Linked DNA regions of Mus musculus: region 1 is linked to region 2. The links are chromatin loops, found by intact Hi-C in ENCODE. Cell type or tissue: heart. All regions are shown on one strand. Each heading gives the region's core, and the rest is flanking DNA. Links, peaks and the distances in the headings are about the cores only. Region 1 holds the start of Txndc5 (thioredoxin domain containing 5). Region 2 holds the start of Ssr1 (signal sequence receptor, alpha).

Evidence for each region. Peaks named below come from ENCODE experiments on the same cell type or tissue, not always from the same donor. Only the 100,000 strongest peaks of a DNase experiment are listed, where the experiment ranks them.
Region 1: a loop joins it to region 2, with 2.4 times the contacts of the local background. A loop is called at or near these places in 2 of 42 quality-filtered maps.

What each region holds. Positions count from the first base shown.
Region 1 is chr13:38,522,506-38,532,124 of GRCm38, reverse strand. It overlaps Txndc5 (thioredoxin domain containing 5), which reads left to right and starts at 3,641. Exons shown (of 10, transcript NM_145367.4): 1 at 3,641-3,937; 2 at 8,647-8,796. The coding sequence starts at 3,717. It overlaps Gm31834 (a long non-coding RNA gene), which reads right to left and starts at 4,222. Exons shown (of 2, transcript XR_382215.4): 1 at 2,163-4,222; 2 at 1-1,818. In heart, for the core only: no CTCF peak of the experiment used is centred there; DNase peaks (open chromatin) are centred at 3,284, 3,624 and 4,154; H3K4me3 peaks cover 2,968 bases; H3K27ac peaks cover 2,305 bases.
Region 2 is chr13:37,989,899-37,999,238 of GRCm38, reverse strand. Ssr1 (signal sequence receptor, alpha) reads left to right here and starts at 5,031. Exons shown (of 8, transcript NM_025965.4): 1 at 5,031-5,234; 2 at 7,130-7,242. The coding sequence starts at 5,156. In heart, for the core only: no CTCF peak of the experiment used is centred there; a DNase peak (open chromatin) is centred at 5,008; H3K4me3 peaks cover 2,523 bases; H3K27ac peaks cover 2,322 bases.

The DNA of each region.
Region 1 (9,619 bases), core at 1,108-9,107, 530 kb before region 2:
TGTTTACCAAGAGCTTATGTGAGTAATGAGTAAATATTAAGTCTCTTACACAATTTTAAATGCTGAAAATAAGACTATTTTCCTGCATGATTCCAGGTTGGGAAATTGCTTTGTTCTTTAGGATTTTGTTTGTTTGTTTGTTTGTTGTTTCTGATGATGATAATCTACTCTTTGCTCCTCTCCATAATCATATTTGAGCAATCATAAAAGTTATTTTTTTAGAAAAAGAACATATTTTCTCTCTCTCTAGAGGCACCCCCAGAATGCTCTGACGAAGTTAGAACAACCGGATGCATTTACTTTCGGTCCCTGCTTAAAAGCAGCATTTTTCAGCCCAATAATAACTCAGGATGCACCTGTTAAAGTCATTCAGGTGGCAACATCTCAGTTTCTGAGCTTTTTGTGGGGTCTTCCTTTGGTCAGAGTGCTATTTTAGGGTATCTGGCACCATGAGGAGGTGGACCGAAAGCTATAGCTTCTCTTGGTTAGGGGTAATTACTACTGCTGCACTTCTCACAGAATGCCCTGGGGCACAGAGAGTGTTGTAACTAGGTGGCTTCACCATGCACCCCAAAACTGGCACTGGAATGAGCTGCAACCCCATGAAGGCCCATGGTGTGCAGTCATAGGACTGTGGGCCATGATGCCTCTGCTCAGTAATAGCCCCCATGATCATGGGTCGTTTACTTGGGACATCTCCCTGTGATTCTGAGGACCCTCTCAAGGAAATCAGCTTCTGAGAGGAGACAAATAGGACTTCCCATTTATTCATTTCATAAACATGAGTCCAATACCTGCTGGGCGTCAGACATCTTCTCAACTCTGTGGAGCTTACACACTGAGCAAGGGCTGCTGCGGAAAGGAAAGGGTATGGCAGAAACTAATGCTCCCATCAGAGAGACACAGTGCAAGAGTTCTCTCCTTCTCGGGTCAGACAAGTTCTTCGTAGTGAAAGGTTTGTGGTGCTGTCTGCGTTGGAAGTGTGTACAGCTATGGGGATGAATGAGGTCTGAGAGAGAGAGAGAGAGAGGGAGAGAGAGAGAGAGAGAGAGAGAGAGAGAGAGAGAGAGAGGATGAAGGTGAGTTGGAGGCAAAGCTCTGAGCCTTTAATAGAGAAGCCAAAAGGATGGCAGACTCAGGTGGAGTTCCTGTCATTGTATCAATGCCGCAGAGAAACAGTCAATAGAGTATTCCTGGTCAGAGTCACATTGACAGAAACAGTAACCATACCAGTAACAGAGAGCCTCCACAACAATTGGCCACTGCAGTTAATACCTGAGACACAAAGAAGAAAAGTATTTGACTGTCAGGCTTGGAGGTTCTGGGCAGTGTTCATAGCCACCTCAGTGCTTTAGACAGCTCCCCAGGGTGGGAATACAGCTCCTCACCTTAGGAGGCAGGGAATGAGTGGTAGGGCTCCTGAGATCGCCTCTGAAGACACACCTTCAATGATCTTAAAACCTCCCACCCTGCATCTAAAAATTCTACCCCCTTCCACTAGCACCACTCTGGAGATAGGTCTCCAACACATGGACCCACAGAGGTTTACATTCAAGACCCAAACCCTAGCACCTTTATCCAGATATTAGAAACAGTAAACATTCTAGATTCCCTTGTATAAAGGGGTTCCTGATGGAAATGTCAAAATCACCAAAGTCACCAGGAATGATGACAGGAAAGGGTTGTTGGGAATTCTGTCATCTGGAAGGCACCACAGTCTTCAGTGAAATAGGAGAGTGTCCTGGGAGGATGGCAAAAACTGCAAGGGCAGATGATGGTGGGATGCTCAGTAGATCCAATATGTCGGGAGCTGAAGGTCTGTGGATAGAAGGGAACACATTGGTAAAGGGTGCTATCTGCCTTTCGTCTCAACTGCACGAGACGCAAGAGTGAAACATCAACCAACAGCCAGCGTTCGAGAGGGCTCCAAGAGCTATGGTCTGTGCTAGTGGTTCTCAACCTTCCTCATGCTGTGACGCTCTAATGCAGGGCCTCATGTTGTGGTGACCCCAACCATAAAACTATTCATTGCTACTTCAAATCTAGGATTTTGCTACTGTTACAAGTCATAATGTTAATAGCTGATATTTGACCCCCAAAGGGATCTGGAACCACACAGCTTTGGGCAGGTGAAAAAGGAGTTGATATTATAAACATAGTACCTTCTGTTGCGATGTCTTAGCAATGAAGTGAGAGAAGTATTGAGGAGCATAAAGCTTTGACCTTGACAGTACAGATGACATGGCAAGAGTTCTTGGATTTCTGGTCACCAGCAAGCCTCACAGGACACGAGGCATGGCAGAGCACATCACAGGAGGCCTTCAAGGACAGCATCAGGGATTTCTATTTTAGTCTGTATGCCAAGGCTACTGGGCAGAGTTGGTGTGCTGGTTCAAGTTGGAGCAACAAATTGCCATAGTCAAAATCACGTGGGCAAAGGATGCTCATAGAACTTCTCCTGCGATGGGCAAGTTTAGGTCTGTTCAGGTTAGGAAAGCCGGAAGAAGCGTTTGGCTGAACTGTGCTTACTCAGAATGTGAGGGCACAAAGGGAGAGAGGGGGCAAGCAAGAGATGCTGCAGTTTGGTGTTTGGAAAACCATGGTTAAACATTTACAGGTGGACGAACCTAACATGAGAATAGTTACAGATGATGTGAGTTTCCCTGCCCCTCCCTTTACCACCACCCCCAACTGTTGCTAACCCAGGCTTTTGGTTTAGGGAGGCTGAGGCTAATAAAGATCAGGTGATTTTCAGAAGTGTTGCTCAGAAGTCCAATACAAGATGGCCATGTACTCTTCTTACTATGCCCGTTGCTTTTTCCCAATAAAAGATCACCATATATATGTCTTATGATGCCAGCTTCCTTTTCATCGGTACAGAGCATAGCTCTAGGACCTCTCTCAAGTGTCTAGTGGTTGTTTCGTTCTCCCTAACTTAGCTCCAGGTTTTCAAGGCAGGGCAGGGAGCTTAGATTGCCACCCGACTTAAAGTTCAAGAGTTGGCGTGGGTCCATGCGCCCCAGCCCAGGCGTTAGCTCTCACCCAGAACAGCTGTTGCCATTCATTTTCCTATCCAGGGTGAGTTAGGGCACACAGGGCACTAGCCAGGGCCTGAAGGAAGGGCCACTTTGACTGCCTTTCCTTTTCAAAGTGAAGGCAGGGCAGGATAACAGAGGAGGTGCTCTTGGGAAGTGGTTTCATCACACCCCCTGAGGCCAGGCCCTCAAATCACAGTTGAGCTTTGGCTAAGAATCTGACTTATGCAAGAGCAAACCCCACACACGTTTGCCTGATTTCCTCCTTTCTGCTGACAGCAGCTCAGCTTGGTCCTAAACTCTCGGGTCTCTTGGTGTCTGATTAGTTATCAACAGAAGCTGCCACTGTTCCATAGCTTGGCAGCTTGGCCTCTTCGTCCCTAGCAGGGAAAGGCTGATGAGGAGCTTGGGAAGGAGAATGAGCTCAGCGGGATGGAAGGGAACCGGACTGAGATAGCGCTGGAGGTGCTGCACAAGGACCCCAGGACCTAAGCGACCTCTTCCTGGTGGCTTTCAGCAGAAGACAGCAAGTTGCTAGGTGAGCCGGCGGGACAGGGGGCGTGGCTCTGCGAGCGGGGGCGTGATTGAGGCGTGGCTCTGCGGTCGTGGGAGGAGCCGGGGCGGGAGCGGCGCCGCGGAGGGGACCCGCGGCACGAGCGAGAGCTCGCCAGCCCCGCCACGATGCCCCCGCGCCCAGGACGCCTCCTCCAGCCGCTGGCCGGGCTGCCGGCCCTGGCCACGCTCCTGCTGCTGCTCGGGGCGCGCAAAGGCGCCCGGGCCCAGGAGGTGGAAGCGGACAGCGGGGTCGAGCAGGACCCGCACGCCAAGCACCTGTATACGGCCGACATGTTCACGCACGGGATCCAGAGCGCCGCGCACTTCGTCATGTTCTTCGCGCCCTGGTAACTGCAGCTCCAGCAGGCCGGCGGAGCCCGATCTGGGACCGGGGACCAGGGACCTGGAGCCGGGGACCGGGGAGAGGGCGCGAGGCCGCGCAGGCTGCGCCGGGGGCGTGGGCCGCGCTCGGGCCTCGCCGCTGACGTGGCGCTAGCCGCCGGCCTGCGAGCTAGGAAGGGCGGGCCCCGAGGGGAGACCCGGAAAAGCCTCTCCACCCCGCCACACTGCTGGAGTCCAGGCATCCCCCGCTTCTGTCCCCTGCCCAGCTCCCCAAACTTCCTGTGCTGGCCGGACGCGGCGGGAGCCCGGCGTCCACGTGCCCTATCCTGAAGGGTTCTTCCTGCTGGCCCATCAATATTGGGTTGGATTGGAAATCTAAGGCCCCCTCAAGATGTGATTGCCCACTTTGTGTGTCGAGGGTAGGAAAAGATAGCCTAGGTCGGGAACTGAGACTTCCCCGGCCCCTGGAGTCCAGCGAGGTGCCAGTTTTGGAGTCTCCGCTGCACGCTGGAGTGGATGTGAGCTGTATTCTCAAGGCCTTTAACTCTTTCACCTCCTGTTCTCATTTGGGGCCCGGTCATTTGGAAAGTGTGAGGTCGAACTGTTCTTCCTAAAAGTCATAACTTCAGGCTTCCATTCTTCGGTTGGGGCTTCCTGGTGCACCTCACTACCCCAAGAATTAGTCTAGACATAGCAGTGCTTTGCTACTGGGGCCTAGATGCTCAGAGAAAGAAGTTCTCCGGTCCACAGCAGAAAGCGGTATTTAGAGCACAGGCTCTTGAGATGTGGGATGTTCTGGCTGTGTTTATTGCTGAGCAAAGTACTCTTCCTCTAGCTCAGTAGGGACTCATTAAGGACAGGGGGTTAAGCAGTTAAGAAAAATGTGCCTGTGGAATCCAATGTAGTCAGTGATTGTATTTTTCTAAAGTGGGAGAAACTTTGCCCATAACCCTAGAGCGGGCTATTACTGCATTTCAATTCGTTTAGTGTTAAATTAACTTTGTGGGGGAGGGGATCATTTTGGCTCACAGCCATTATCAGTTAAGAATGCAGGAATGGGATACACTGTTTTACATTCCCAAGAACAGCCACTTGAGTCTGTAGAACTACCATTGAAAGAAAAAGACTGGGAGTCTGCCACAGTCAGTCGCGTTAATAGTTACTCTGTGCACAAGTCGTCTCAAAGTAGTGATTCCAGTTAAGTACACCACAGGACTTAATTGGAGTTGATTTCGGTGGAATAAATCTAAGGGTTTTTAGTTTTATGAGAAAAGTTGACATGCAGGCAGGGTTAGGTTCTCTGGAGTGCTGATGGAGTTTTAAGTTTAGAATATATGCAATGAATAACCAGCTAGTCTTGGCCAGTTGGGGTATACACCACAGATTCTTTTTTTTTTTTTTAACTCTATGGCTTACAGACGTTTAGGTCGAGGCTGCTCTCTAGGATAAGCCTTCAATTGTTTGCTTCTTGCTATTCTGATAAAAATATTAGAGAGATGTAGGAGCCCACCCATGGCCTTTGAAGGCTGGGTTTTTGATGTTTTAAGGGGAAGTTGAGGCAGGATCTCTCTGTGTAGCCAAGCTGACCTTGAACTCATGACTTTGTTGGTCTCAGCCTACAGAGTGCTAAGATTTCAAAATTTTAAGAACAACATGGTACTCAAGGTAGACTACGCTGGGTCCTCTCCCCACTTCTTTCTCACCGTGAGTGCCTGGAATGTTCACTGTCCATGTGTGATGCTGGGGCAAGGACACTGTGTAGTGATGGCACTGACCTGTCTCTGTATTTGTTCTAAGCTTTGTGGGTGCAGGATTGTCCTCCTGCTGTTGATCTGGTGCCAGCATCTGGTCACACTGAACCTAGGGACAGTTAGGTCAAAGGTAAGGTTAGGTGCCTTTGCTCTGTCACTTGGCTCCAGGCCACATCTGAATACAGCCGGCAGTCTCTGTAGTGCTGTATCCACAAGGGCTCCAAACCAGAAATGCCAGTTAGAGAGAAGCAGTGGACTCTTTAGTCCTCCTGGGTGGGGAGAGGCTTGCCTGTGTGGTGATGACCCCAAGTGGTCAGGTTAACTTGGGTTAGAGGGAACTAAATCTTTATCTTCTTTTTAAATCTTGTATTGTTTTCATAAGAACCCTTTCAAGGGTATAGAGGATGTCTATCTACAACTCTAAACTGAGCATATCTGATCAAATTCCGCTAACATCAGGACAACCCTTAGGAGCTGAAGGGGTTTGCAACCCCATAGGAAGAACAATATCAACCAGCCAGAGCTCCCAGGGTCTAAACCACCAACCAAGGAGTACACATAGAGGGACCCATGGCTCCAGCCGTATATGTAGCAGAGGATGGCCTTGTCGGGCATCAATGGGAGAAGAGGTCCTTGGTCCTGGAAAGGCTCAATGCCCCTGTGTAGGGGAATGCGTGGGTGGGGAGTTGGGAGTGGGTGGGTGGGAGTGCACCCTCATAGAAGCAAGAGGAGGGGGGATGGGATGGGGGCTCCTGGGGGGGGGAATCAAGAAAGGGGATAACATTTGAAATATAAATAAAATATCTAGTTTTTAAAAAAGGAGAAAGAAAGAAAAAGAAAAAGAAAATCCATTAGGGCAGCCACTCATCTATCTTCCAGCAACATCTTATAGCTGGGTTCCTTACCAGCATTAGAACCAATCTGCTTTCTTTGATTAGGCACCAGATGTCATGAGGAGCAAACAGGAACATGGGCCAACTGGGGAGCATAAAGTCCACAGGCCCCATTGTGTACACACTTACGGAGCCGTTGGGCCTCCATTCTTCCTTGCTATCCGCTCTTTCCCTACCCATGACCTTGCTGAACTAACTCATTTTGCTGAGTTCACAGAAGTTAAATCCTCAAATACAGTTTCCCTGTGTGGTACCCCATCCCTCTGCTTCAAGTGCCAAAGTGCTTAGCATGCTCAAGTGTTTGCACCGGACAGTGCTTCCATTCTTGGCACTTGCATGGAATGTATAACTGACAAGCCTTCAGAAAAAGGGGGTGATGCTATATTTGGGCTTTTATGTGTTTACATAGTTTATTTTTATGTATGCACATGTGTACATCTCTGTGGGTTTGGGTGCCATGTGTGTTGAGGAGGTCAGAAGATGGTGTCATATTCCATAGAACCAGAGCTACAGGCATGGGGACCTGCCTGATGTGGGTGCTGGGTTCTCTGAAAGAGTAACACATGCCCTTAATTACTGAGCCTTCTCTATCCTGTTTTATTTAGGCCTTTATAAAGCAGGGATTTGTCTTAGTTGCCCAGGAAAGCCCCGCCAGGAAGAGACATTAGCTTTATGCTGACTTTCCAATGCCGCCTTCAGATGCATGCATTGGAAGTCAGGTAAAAAAAGAAGCTTAAAGATTTTATTGAGAATGTATTTGAGAGCAAGCTCACAATTGCCAGTGCCTTTCACTCTTGTAAGTGAGCTTTTTTTTTTTCCCCCAAAAAAGGATTCTTTTAAAAGGCATTGGAGCAATTAGTTATGTAATAAACACAAACAATTTGTTTGTTAGGTAAAGAAAGAAAGGAAAATCAGTTCTGTGCCATAATGCTGTGTGGTATGCACTCATTCAAAACGCCAATGTGCTATAGCATACATGTGATATACATGCAAGATGGTGGCCAGCCCTGTCCTTTAGATCCCGTGACAAGAGATATGCTGTAGTGAAGTGTGAAGAGAGGCAAGAGGCCACAGTCTTGCTAGCATTGTTTTAAATGATCAATTATATACAAATGATAGTCATAGACAAACACTTTAAAGTGTTTGTATATAACTAAACTCACATAGTCAACACGAGACATTTGATCCTACCAACTGCAGATGTCCAGCTTACCACCAACTCTTCTGTAATGATAGATAGTTTGGAGCACTGGGGATGTAGCTCCCATGGTACAGTGTTTACCGAGCATGCATAAAGCCCTGGTTTGATCTCCAGCATTCTGCATACTTAAAATCCCAGCACTTAGAAGGTGAAGGTAAGAAAGTCAGAAGTCCGAGGTTATCCTCAGCTACATAGATAGCTCAAAGCCAGCCTTGGATAACCAAGACCTGTCTAAATAAATACAAAATTTAAATGTACATATTTTAAGGCTTTTGATGGGACAAGGTGCAGAGCTGATAATTCTTGAAATTGCTTTGTATTTGCACTCATTTGGTTACATAGTGGAGGAGGCCTTTCCTTATAAATAAACAGTTACAACAGAGCGTAAAGCTGGTTGGGCGAGCAGGGAAGACCACCAGAAAAGGAGGAGGAAATGAGAATGGATTCCAAGTCTCCTGAGAGAGACAAGGAAGTCTTCTTGGAGGAAGTGATGCCAAACTAGATCTGAAGGAAACTTAGAAATCAGCCTGATAGACTTTAGAGCAGGTCTCAGTAGGGTGACGGCATACCTTGAGCTCCAGGGGCACAACAAGCTATACGTTCCAGGAAACAGAAATATCACACGTTTACTCGGAGGTCAATTAAAAGTCTAGGAGGCAGGGTCTGGCATAGAGGTCAAAAAAGAATACTAGGGCCAGTGGCCTCCTGATTTAGATTAATGTAGAGAACAGTGTCGTTGTGAGGTATCTGTCTGCTGCAGAGAGAAGAAAGAGTGGGGATTTGCTTGCTCAGTGGGGAAGACTGAAGTAGTACATTTGGACACCCTGGGAACCGAGGCTCAGTGTGCCCTTCTCCTGGCTTCCCTGTAGGTGTGGACACTGCCAGCGGCTGCAGCCAACTTGGAATGACCTGGGAGACAAGTACAACAGCATGGAGGATGCCAAGGTCTACGTGGCCAAAGTGGACTGCACGGCTGATTCCGACGTGTGCTCTGCCCAGGGAGTGCGAGGATACCCCACGTGAGTAAGGAAGGGCTGGGCTTTCTCCATGTGTGGGTCTATGGCCAAGGCACGTTCAAGCTCAGCTTCTGGTAACTTCCTTCCTAGATCCCAGGCGCTGAATGTAAGCAGGTGTGCCCTGCTATTAAAACAAGACTGTATTGAACACTGTTGGTTGTAGACATCTTTTGAACTTTGCATGGGGAAAGCCTTAACTAATTCTGGTTGGCTTTTCCTGTTGCTGAGAAAGAGAGCATTTGCAGTGCAGTAGTGGGGTCTGGCTGCCCGAGGTCCAGCTACAGGTGATGCGTCACACAGCCGGCTCAGACTTTGTTAGCACTTTTGGTTTGACTTTCTGCTTTGAACGGTTATCACTGCTGAAGTTTTTCTTTTGTTCAATTAACATAAAGTCTGTTGGGAAGGAGGGTGACAAACTAGAGTGCAGCAGGCATGTACATGGCTTTATGACACAAATTATGACTGTCTGCTTCAGTCTAGATGAGTCCCCCCAAAACCCAGCGGTGCTGCGAACCTTCTATAAGCAGAGCTTATACAACCTTTAGGAGGTGGGACCAAGTGGGTGGCAATTCACTGAAACTATGTCCTTGAAGGAGATATTGTGATCTCGGTCCTGGTTGGTTGGTTTGTGTCAGGTCTACTGTGAGGAGAGGGGCCTGTTAGGTTCTATCCTGCTGTGTAGACCAAAGGCAACAAATTCAAGTATCTCATGGCCCCAGTTGCCCAAAACAGGGAGTCACAATACACTGTTTCTTTTTCTAAGCTGATGATCTCAGATCCTTTAACAACAGAAAGCTGACAAACTGGCTTCTTAAGAGGATATCTC
Region 2 (9,340 bases), core at 1,341-9,340:
ATAGGACTGACACCGTAGGTAGTGTATCCGAAGCTTAGTGGTCAGTACTTAGTAGTCCTGCAGAGAGTAGTAGTAGTAGTATTAGTAGTAGTCCTGCACAGAGGTTTGAGTCTAGAGCCTGGAAAAATGAGTGCTGGATGTTGGACGGTGTTTTCTGTGAGCTTCTGTTTTTCTGCCTGGTCCCAGGTCCCAGAATAATGACTCGGAGACTTAAATATATTTACAAATGCCTTGGCCAAGTGCTCTGGATCGTTCCAAGACTAGCTTATAAGTTAATCATCCTGTTATAAGTTCTGCCATGTGGCTGGTTACCTGGTCCTCAGTTACATGCGACCGTCTTCCTCTGTGTCTGGGGCCGAATCTCTCTTCCCTTATGCCTGTCTCTCCCCCAGAATCCTCTCTCTGTACCAGAACTTCCACCTCCCTGTTTCCTGCCTAAGCTAATAGGACAACAGCATTTTTTTATTGACAAGTGATTCTTCCATACAGTACAAGATATTATGCAGCTGGAGGGAGAGGGAAGCCTTATAGGAGCGTCACTGGATTTAATGGCACAGTTAAAATCCAAGCCTACTTGGACTACATTGAGAAGAAAACTGCAAAATGAGACATGAGACTGAGAGGAGAGGCCTCCGAGCCGTCAGTTTTGAAAGGTGGTATTAGAGGGAAGTGGATGTTGACGGGGTGATGATACTGAGCAGCCTTCACTGTGGTGTAGAGAGGGATGCTCTAAAACCACGTCTCTACACAGGGGCTGCCATCTAGACTGCAAAGGATGACTGGCTTTCGATTGGCCTATAAACATTTTATTGCAAGAGAAAGGAGGGCAGAGCCTGAGGGGACAGAGGCAGGTTAAGTGGTGGGTTTTGTGGTGATCAGTCTGGTGGCTGGATTGCCCATGCTCTTTTTGAAGTGTGGGCTAGGGAAGGAATGGAGGCTCTGCTGCTAATTGCGGAGCTGCCAGGACAGCCTCATTTTCTGTTCCCTTTTCCCACGGACATTTCCCCCTCCTGAGAGTATACAGCAGAAAAATTTAATTCTCCTCAGCTCTTTGCCACATGAAAGAACTTAAGTATTTGTTCATACGCAGTAAACACAATTGTTTCAACTGATATATTATTGGGCATATCCTAAAAAGCAGACTATAAATTTAAGGAGAAAAGATGTAAGAACATCAAAATCATTATCCCATTGATTCACCAAGTATTTCTGAGCTGGGCTTGAGGATATTCTCCTATAGTACTGGCGCCCGGGAGGCTGAGGCAGGAGAGTTCAAGGCTTAAGGCCAACCTGGGGCTATACAAGATGGCCCTGCCTCAAAACAAAATGAAGTTCTCTCATGTCAGACTGTTTTCTGTGTCATGGTATATTGACATCCAGGAGACCCAAGAGCTACGGATTGTGTGAGAAGACAGGAAATGCTATGAGGGGTGACTTGAGAGGAAGAGGAATTGGGGGGGAGGGGTTGGGAGGATGGATGCTAGGAACCAAACTTGGGTGGTCTGGAAGAACAGCCCTCTCTCCAACCCAAGGGTTGTAATTTTAAAGCAGGTCAGGGTTAAGGGCAGAAGGTGAGGGATGAGAGAAGTTCTGAAGGACATGCAGTCACCTGGAGGGTACAGAGGCTCATGGCCTTTTCATGGTGCTGAGGCAAACATAAGTATAAAGGGAAGTGATTGTCTGCTCCCACAAATTATAAAGGAATCAAATGACCAAAGCAGAGATCTGTCTCAACAGTGCCAGTGTGATCACCCTGGATGTCCCATGTTTCTAGAAAACAAGATACCTTCCAAAAGATGGGTCAGAGGTTGCGGGGAGACAGGGGTCCTGAGGAGGCTGAAATTAGTAGATGGGACTTTGCAATAAAGGCTGTGTCGTGATAACTCAACCTGCTCTGAGCTGCTCATGTCAGAATGTTCTGTTGCTGTGAAGAGACACCATGACCCAAGACAGCTCACACAAAAGAAAGCATGTTGTTCAGGTTTGTTTACAGTTTCAGAAACTGAGTCCACTCTCATCAAGGCAGAGAGCATGGCTATACACAGGCAGAATAAAGATGGAGAGGTGCTACATCCTGATCCACCGGCAGGAAGAGAGAACTGGTCCTGGGAAGCTTTTTAAACCCCAAAGCCCACCCGCAGTGACATACTTTCCCCAACAAGGCCACACCCACCCCAACAAGGCCCCACCTCCTAATCTTTCTCCAATAATGCTACTAAGCATTTCAATATATGAGCCTCTGGGGGCCAATCTTATTCAGGCCACCACAGCTTTTTGTTTGTTTTTGCGGTTTCAACAAACTTGTCCTTGTGTAGCAGTAGTTAGTTAACCACTCTGTGCTCCCAACAGGTTGCACACCCACACCTGCCCAAGAGGTATCGGGATTCTTGAATGAAAGATACACACACACACACACACACACACACACACACACACACACACACACACACACTCCAGTTAATTTTAATGTGTCTTAACGGCTGGGTGTTTCTAGTCTCACTGCTAGCAAACACTCCCCTCCGGTACTCCTCAATTAAGATCTTTTAAAATCTATATTTCATCTCTGCTACCCCAAACACAATTGGGGAAGTGGCCTGTGTCAGTGGGCCTTTAGGTCTGATCGTTCTTCTTTCTTCTTCTCATGCCAATCTCTGCTTCTTTTCTCTGTTTTGTTTCCAACCCTGTGCCAATCTCAAAGTCTCATTTCAGTCTGTCTGCCTAGCCATTGGCTGTTGGCTCTTTATTGATCCATCAGAAACCAGTTGGGGACAAGGACCTTCAGCATATTCCCGACTTGGGAGACTGGATTAATTCAAAGCATTAAAACCAATTCCCAAATTTCATCCTTTCTGTCCAAATTAAAAAAAAAACTCTTAGACATAATTTGAGCATAACCATAACACGTAAATTACAAAGTATGATATACAATTAACATCCAGTCCATCATATTTATTAACTATATACAGTATTTTACCTTTTACCCTAACTTAAAGAGCTTACCATTCTATACCTGAATTATGTTCTGATTTTAGCTTGTATTATGTCTTAGTCAGGGTTTCTATTCCTGCACAAACATCATGACCTAAAAGCAAGTTGGGGAAGAAAGGGTTTATTCAGCTTACATTTCTACATTGCTGTTCATCTCTCAAGAAAGTCAGGACTGAAACTCAAGCAGGTTAGGAAGCAGGAGCTGATGCAGAGGCCATGGAGGGATGTTACTTACTGGCTTGCTTCCCCTGGCTTGCTCTCTTACAAGCAAGTCCCAAGACTACCAGCTCAGGGATGGCATCACCCACAATGGGTCCTACCCCCTTGATCACCAACTGAGAAAATGCCCCACAGCCTGATCTCTAGGAGGCATTTCCCAAACTGAAGCTCCTTTCTCTGTGATAACTCCAGCTTGTGTCAAGTTGACACCCAAAACCAGCCAGTACACATTACCATCTGAAAAACATCCTTTCAAATCTATATCATCTCTTTCAATGCTAAACAACTTAAGTTTGCTTGTGAGACTATAATTAGTCTTCAACCCCATCAAATATCCAAGATCCTCGTATTTAACCCGGGAGTGTCTCCTGGCACAAGAAACTGACAAGGACTGTAACTGAGGGGATGGTACAGAGACACTGTCCTTGTACCGAAGATCTCACTGTCTCCCTTTCTGAGGTCTGACTTCAGGTGGTGGCACTTCTGACTCCTTAATGTTCATAGAATTTATAGACAGTCTCTTTCCCCTGTTCAGGTCAGACATGTGTTCATCTGATCTGAACCTACTGGGGTTAATTAAGTTGAGATATGGTCTGTGACTTCCACTTCAGTCATCTTCAACAATTCTGAGGGGAGTTTATTTGTCCCTCTGTGGCTCAGAGGCTCCAATGATCCTGGTGGCTGCTTAACCTGTGTAGTGGTTTGAATGAGAACTGCCCCAGTAGGCTTGTGTTTGAATGTTACATCCCAGTTGGTGGAACTGTTTGGTAAGGACTTATGTGAGGAGGTGCATTGTTGGGTGTGGGCTTTGAGGTTTCAAAAGTCCGTACCATTGGACTTACCTCTCTGCCTTGTCCTTTGGGGCTGAACATATAAGCTCTCAGCTTCCACGTTAGCACTGCCTGCCTGCTCCCATTCTCTCTGATGCGATGGTCAGGAACTCACCCTCTGAGACTGTAAACAAGCCTACAAATCAAACACTTTCTTTTATAAGTTGCCTTGGTAATGGTATCTCTTCACAGCAACAGAAAAGTAACCAAGACAGTCCCTGAATCAGGATTGTGGCTGGAGGTTCTCAGCGCAGCCACTACATCCCGAGTGTTTCACACTGACCAGCTGAAGTTGCCAGAAATATGCCAGAAGTGAGATCTTTGGCGTAGAAACTGCAGAAAGGCTAGGTAATTGCTAAGTTTGGGTTGTTAAGAAAAATTACAGAACTGAACCTCTAATGATCAGAGTTCAAGCCCAGAACCCATCTAAAATGTGGAGAGAATCAGTTCCCTAGAAGTTGTCCTTTGACTGACCTTTACATCTATCTGTGCACTGGCAATTATACACCAGAGAGACAGTCAAATTTAAAAGAATAAAACTCCAGAACTCCGATTGTTTATTGCAGGGGGGGTAGAATTTTGTGACAAGGTATTAACTCTGTAGCCCAGTCTTGCCCCGAACTCGCTACATAGCCCAGGCTGGTCTCCAGCTCGCTGCAATCCTCCTGCCTCCATCTCTCAAACTCTGGGGTTACAATGTGAGACATCACTTTCGGCTTTTTATTTTTATTTATTTATTTTGTCGTTATCCATATCCTTTACTTTCTGTCTTTCAACTGCCACACATGCGGGAAGTTTCCACTCCTTGGCCCCTCAAAGCAACGGGGGACAAAGCGATGCTAAGCATCTGGAAGAGATAAGCCTGCTCAGCTAGGCTCTCGCGGGAGCCCGTAGGCTCCCCTGGTCCCCGCCACCGCCGGCCACGTGATCTCCCGGCCCGCAGGCCCCGCCCCTGGGCGCTTAGAGGCCACGTCGACGGTGGCGGGGAGGGGCGACGGATGGCGCGCGTGCGTGCGTGCCCCGCCCCTCCACCGCGGCCCGGATGAAGAGTAACGCCATTACCGCCAGAGCCTCCGAGAGCCCTAGCGGACCCGCACCGGACGCTGACCGGCCGTACCATGAGACTCCTCCCCCGCCTGCTGCTGCTGTTCCTGCTGGCCTTTCCCGCCGCCGTGCTGCTCCGAGGCGGCCCCGGAGGTGAGAGACGCGGGGCTGGGTTGGGGACCGCGGCCGACCCCCGGCCCGGCTCTCGTGGGCCATGCTATCCCCCGCCCCGGGACCCCCCGCAGCTCGGCGTCCTCAGCGAGCGCGGGCCCGAAGCCCGCGGTCCGCAGGACCCACGCCAGGGTCGGCCTCGCTTCTCCGCCCGCGCTCGCCGCGGGCCGCCCGTCCCCAAGCTCTGCGCTGACGTGTCGCTAGCCACACGCCGGCGCGCCTCCATTCATTCGCCCACTGTAGATTCTTCTCCTCGGCGCGTGGATCGTGTTCGCCCGGCCCCCTCGCTCGCCCATCGCGGTCTGTGTGGACCGCGAGGCTCGGTGTCCAAATCCGTCCCCTTCCTCCGGCTGCTTGTCAGCCGCTACCGTAGAGTATGGCCGGATGGCCTCCTCCTTCCTTTTCTAATTTCTCTCCCCTCCCCTCCCTTTTCCAGCCAGTTTTTGCTGGTTGAAAATATGCTGCGAAAAAGTTATTTCGAGCTTTGTAAGTTTATTCTTTCCAACGATTGACCTGGGCTAAAAACTTGGCAGAATGTAAAAACGTAGAAACTTGTTCCCCCTTGCCCGCCATGTCCATTAATTTTGCTAGTTTATAAAAACAACTAGTTTGAGTGGTCACCAGAAAGAATTCCTTTTCTTTCTCTAAGTTTCTGTGGCCCAGGGCATGAGAAATAACGAGCCATGTTATGAACTCTTTGGCCAAGCACACAGAAGTGCTTGGCTTCTACTTAGTAACTAGTATGACTTTGAATTATAGCTGTTAGGGATTTTGGCTTGGGAGTGTGGTGGTGGGGACATAAGACAGATGTTGAGACCGAGTCTCATGTAGGTAACCCTGGCTGCGTTGTAAGTTGGTGCCCTAGCTAGCACGTCCTTGAACTTATGATCCTTGTGCCTGTACCTCTGGGGTGCTGGGTTTCAGGGTGTCACCACACCCCGTGGATGAAGTGGTGGGGATGAACCCAGGGCTTCCATCGTGCCAGGCATGCAAGGCACATATGCACACTACAACCTTAGACCATTGGGGTTTTCTTTCTTTCTTTAAATCTGGCTTTTGATAAATTACCTGTAAACTATGAATGAACTGTTTTAACTCGGGAAAGTAAAAAGACTTAAAAAAATCATGGTTTTAAAGATAGTGTTTTCTCTTGGGCTTTGCACATGTGGCTGTTCCCACATTTTCCCTCGCTGCTGGATTGCCACATCATCGCTCCCCGAGAAGTGGTAATAAGAACTGCTTGAACTTTAAAGGGCTTTGTAGAGTTTTGCCTGAAAGTGATGTTGTGTGGTTTTTGAGAAAGCTTTGTCAACAAGTCTCTGATTTATAAATTAGCATTATGATTAGCCCTTATTTTTTTTGATATTTTAAATGTCTGAAACTATGCTTGAAGTCATGTGCAAAAATAGTTGGATTTTTTTTCTTTGCTACTAACCACGAAGCTGCCACTATTTATTTTAATTTTTTATTATATTTAGTGTGTGTCTGCCTGTCTGCCTTGTAATATATATCCAGAAGCTAGGAGACAATTTGCAGGGTGCATACCAAGAATCAAACTCACATGGTCAGGCTTGGCAGCAAGTGCCTTTAACCACTGAGCCATTTGGCTTGCCCCGTTTTTTTGTTTTTTTGTTTTTTTTTTGTTGTTGTTGTTGTTTTGCCTTTTTATATTAAAAAGATTCCCATTAAAATTATAATGTAGTAGTTAAGACTACTAGTAAAAAATGTAAATATTTTTTGTGCAGTGGCATTGCTCAACTGACCAGGGAGACTATATTACAATAGGTGGAACATTTTCTTGTCTAGACCTCATGTTTAAAGACAAAGATAAAGGTTAACTGCTCTTTTTTATTTTTTTATTTTTTTTTTATTTTCAGGGTCATTAGCTTTGGCTCAAGATCCTACAGAAGATGAAGAAATAGTGGAAGATTCAATAATTGAAGATGAAGATGATGAAGCTGAAGTAGAAGAAGATGAACCCACAGATTTGGTAAGTTCTCTATACCATATTTAGAATATAGCTGGGTGTGGTGGAGCTTGCCTTTAATCCCAGCACTCGGGAGGCAGAGGCAGGTGGATTTCTGAGTTCGAGGCCAGCCTGGTCTACAGAGTGAGTTCTGGGACAGCCAGGGCTACACAGAGAAACCCTGTCTCAAAAAAACAAAACAAAAACAAAAAAAGGAAAAAAAATAATAATAGAATATATATGATATATTCTGAGTAGAGATTCCAACTAAGAATGTACTCTTTTTATAGGCAAGTTTGCCAATTACCTCTTCAGTTTTATGTGTATGGTTTTGTATGGTACTTGGATGTGAGAGCAAATACTGGGGAGTCCAGGGGCGTTGGATCACAGGGAGCTGAAGTTGCAAACAGTTGTGACCTTTCAGACATGGGTCCCCTGCAAAAGCAGTACTGCTCTGAGCCTCTGAGCTGTCTCCCCAGGGTTGGAATTGGTCTAAGGGCAAGTCACTGAGCATGAGCGCAAGGGCCTTCTGGAGTAGTGGGGAGACAGGGTACACTGAACAAATCAAGATCATGTGCTTCGCTTCCTAGGTCTGTCCTTTTCTGTGCTTGTAACCTGCCATTGACTCCTATGGGGAGACTCTACCATCCATATAGCCAAGTACTGTTCTGGGTACTAGATTGAACAGAGGTTTTTGTTTGCTTGCTTGTTTGTTTGTTTGTTTGTTTGTTTGTTTTTCCCGAGACAGGGTTTCTCTGTATAGCCCTGGCTGTCCTGGAACTCAGAAATCCACCTGTCTCTGCCTCCCAAGTGCTGGGATTAAAGACGTGTGCCACCACTGCCCCGGCTTTTTTTTTTTTTTTCTTTCTTAAAGTTGATATTTTTGGGGGGTTGTGTGTGTGTGTTTAGGGAGCAAGGGTTGAAGAGCAGGAGATAAAATACCTCTATGTAAGTAAGGGTTAGAGAAGATGGCTTAGAAGCTAGCTCTGAAATTTGTGCTCTCCTAATGACAGTAAGAATAACTGGCTCAGTTGGAGAGATGGCTCAGCAGGTAAGGTGCTGACTATTCTTCCAGAGGACCTGGGTTCTCTTCCCCTGCACCCACATAGCTACTCACAAACATCTGTAAGTCTAGTTCCAGGGGATCTGGTGCCCTGTCCTGGCTTCTGTGGATGCTGCTTGCATATGGTCCGTAGATATACACGAAGGCAAAACACCCGTACACAGAAAGCTTTTTTTTTTTAAAAAGGAGCTCAATTGCAACATGCTTCCTGCTAATTTGCTAATTTTATTTCCTGCATCAGTCCTTCGTAGATTTTTTGTTTTCATTTGTATGGACATGCCAGCCACTCAATCGGTGCTTTGCTCTTCTATTAATTTTTGTTGTTGTTGTTAGTGATTTGCTATGTAGGTGCGTAGTGTCTCCTCTGAGTAGAAGACCGTTAATGTGTGTGCTTTCTGTCGATCTGTGCCAAGTTTTCCGTTCTGAGGCTTTGCATCTTCAACCTGTCTCATTACATGAACAGCCTTGATCAGATCAATACATTCCTGTTTCATAGTTGTAAATATTTGACCAAAGTAGTGCTTTGGGTAAGATAATTTAGAGTATATTGGAATTTAATTTAGGATTAAAGATGATGTTTAGGGCTTTGAAATTTGAGCCTACATGATAGTAATGGATTGTATCATTTTTCTGGATTACTTGAACTTTCTGGCACTGGAATGTACTTACTGTGGAGAAAGGCGATCCAAAGGGGAGGAATTAGGTCTTTTTAAGAAGGTGGTCTGAATTTTTCTTATCACAAAAATAAATGGTCAGGATGAGCTGAAAGAGGAAGCAGAAGTACCCTCGATGTATGGAGTTTGTGGAAGAAAGATGACCTCGTAGAGCTTCTGTCCTTCCAGAAGTTACCTCTGGGACAGTGACCTCGGCTTTGGTTGTAACTCCTCTCCAGGTTTCTTATTAGCGACTTACACTCAGCAGTGAAGACATGGGCGAATTGGGAGATTATGGCAGAGGCCTGAGTTGTCTTGAGATTCATACGTACATGCACCCTTGGTCACACTTCCCAGAGCTGGAGGTTAAGGTGGAGGGACACGGTGATCCAGGAGGTGGCTTTCC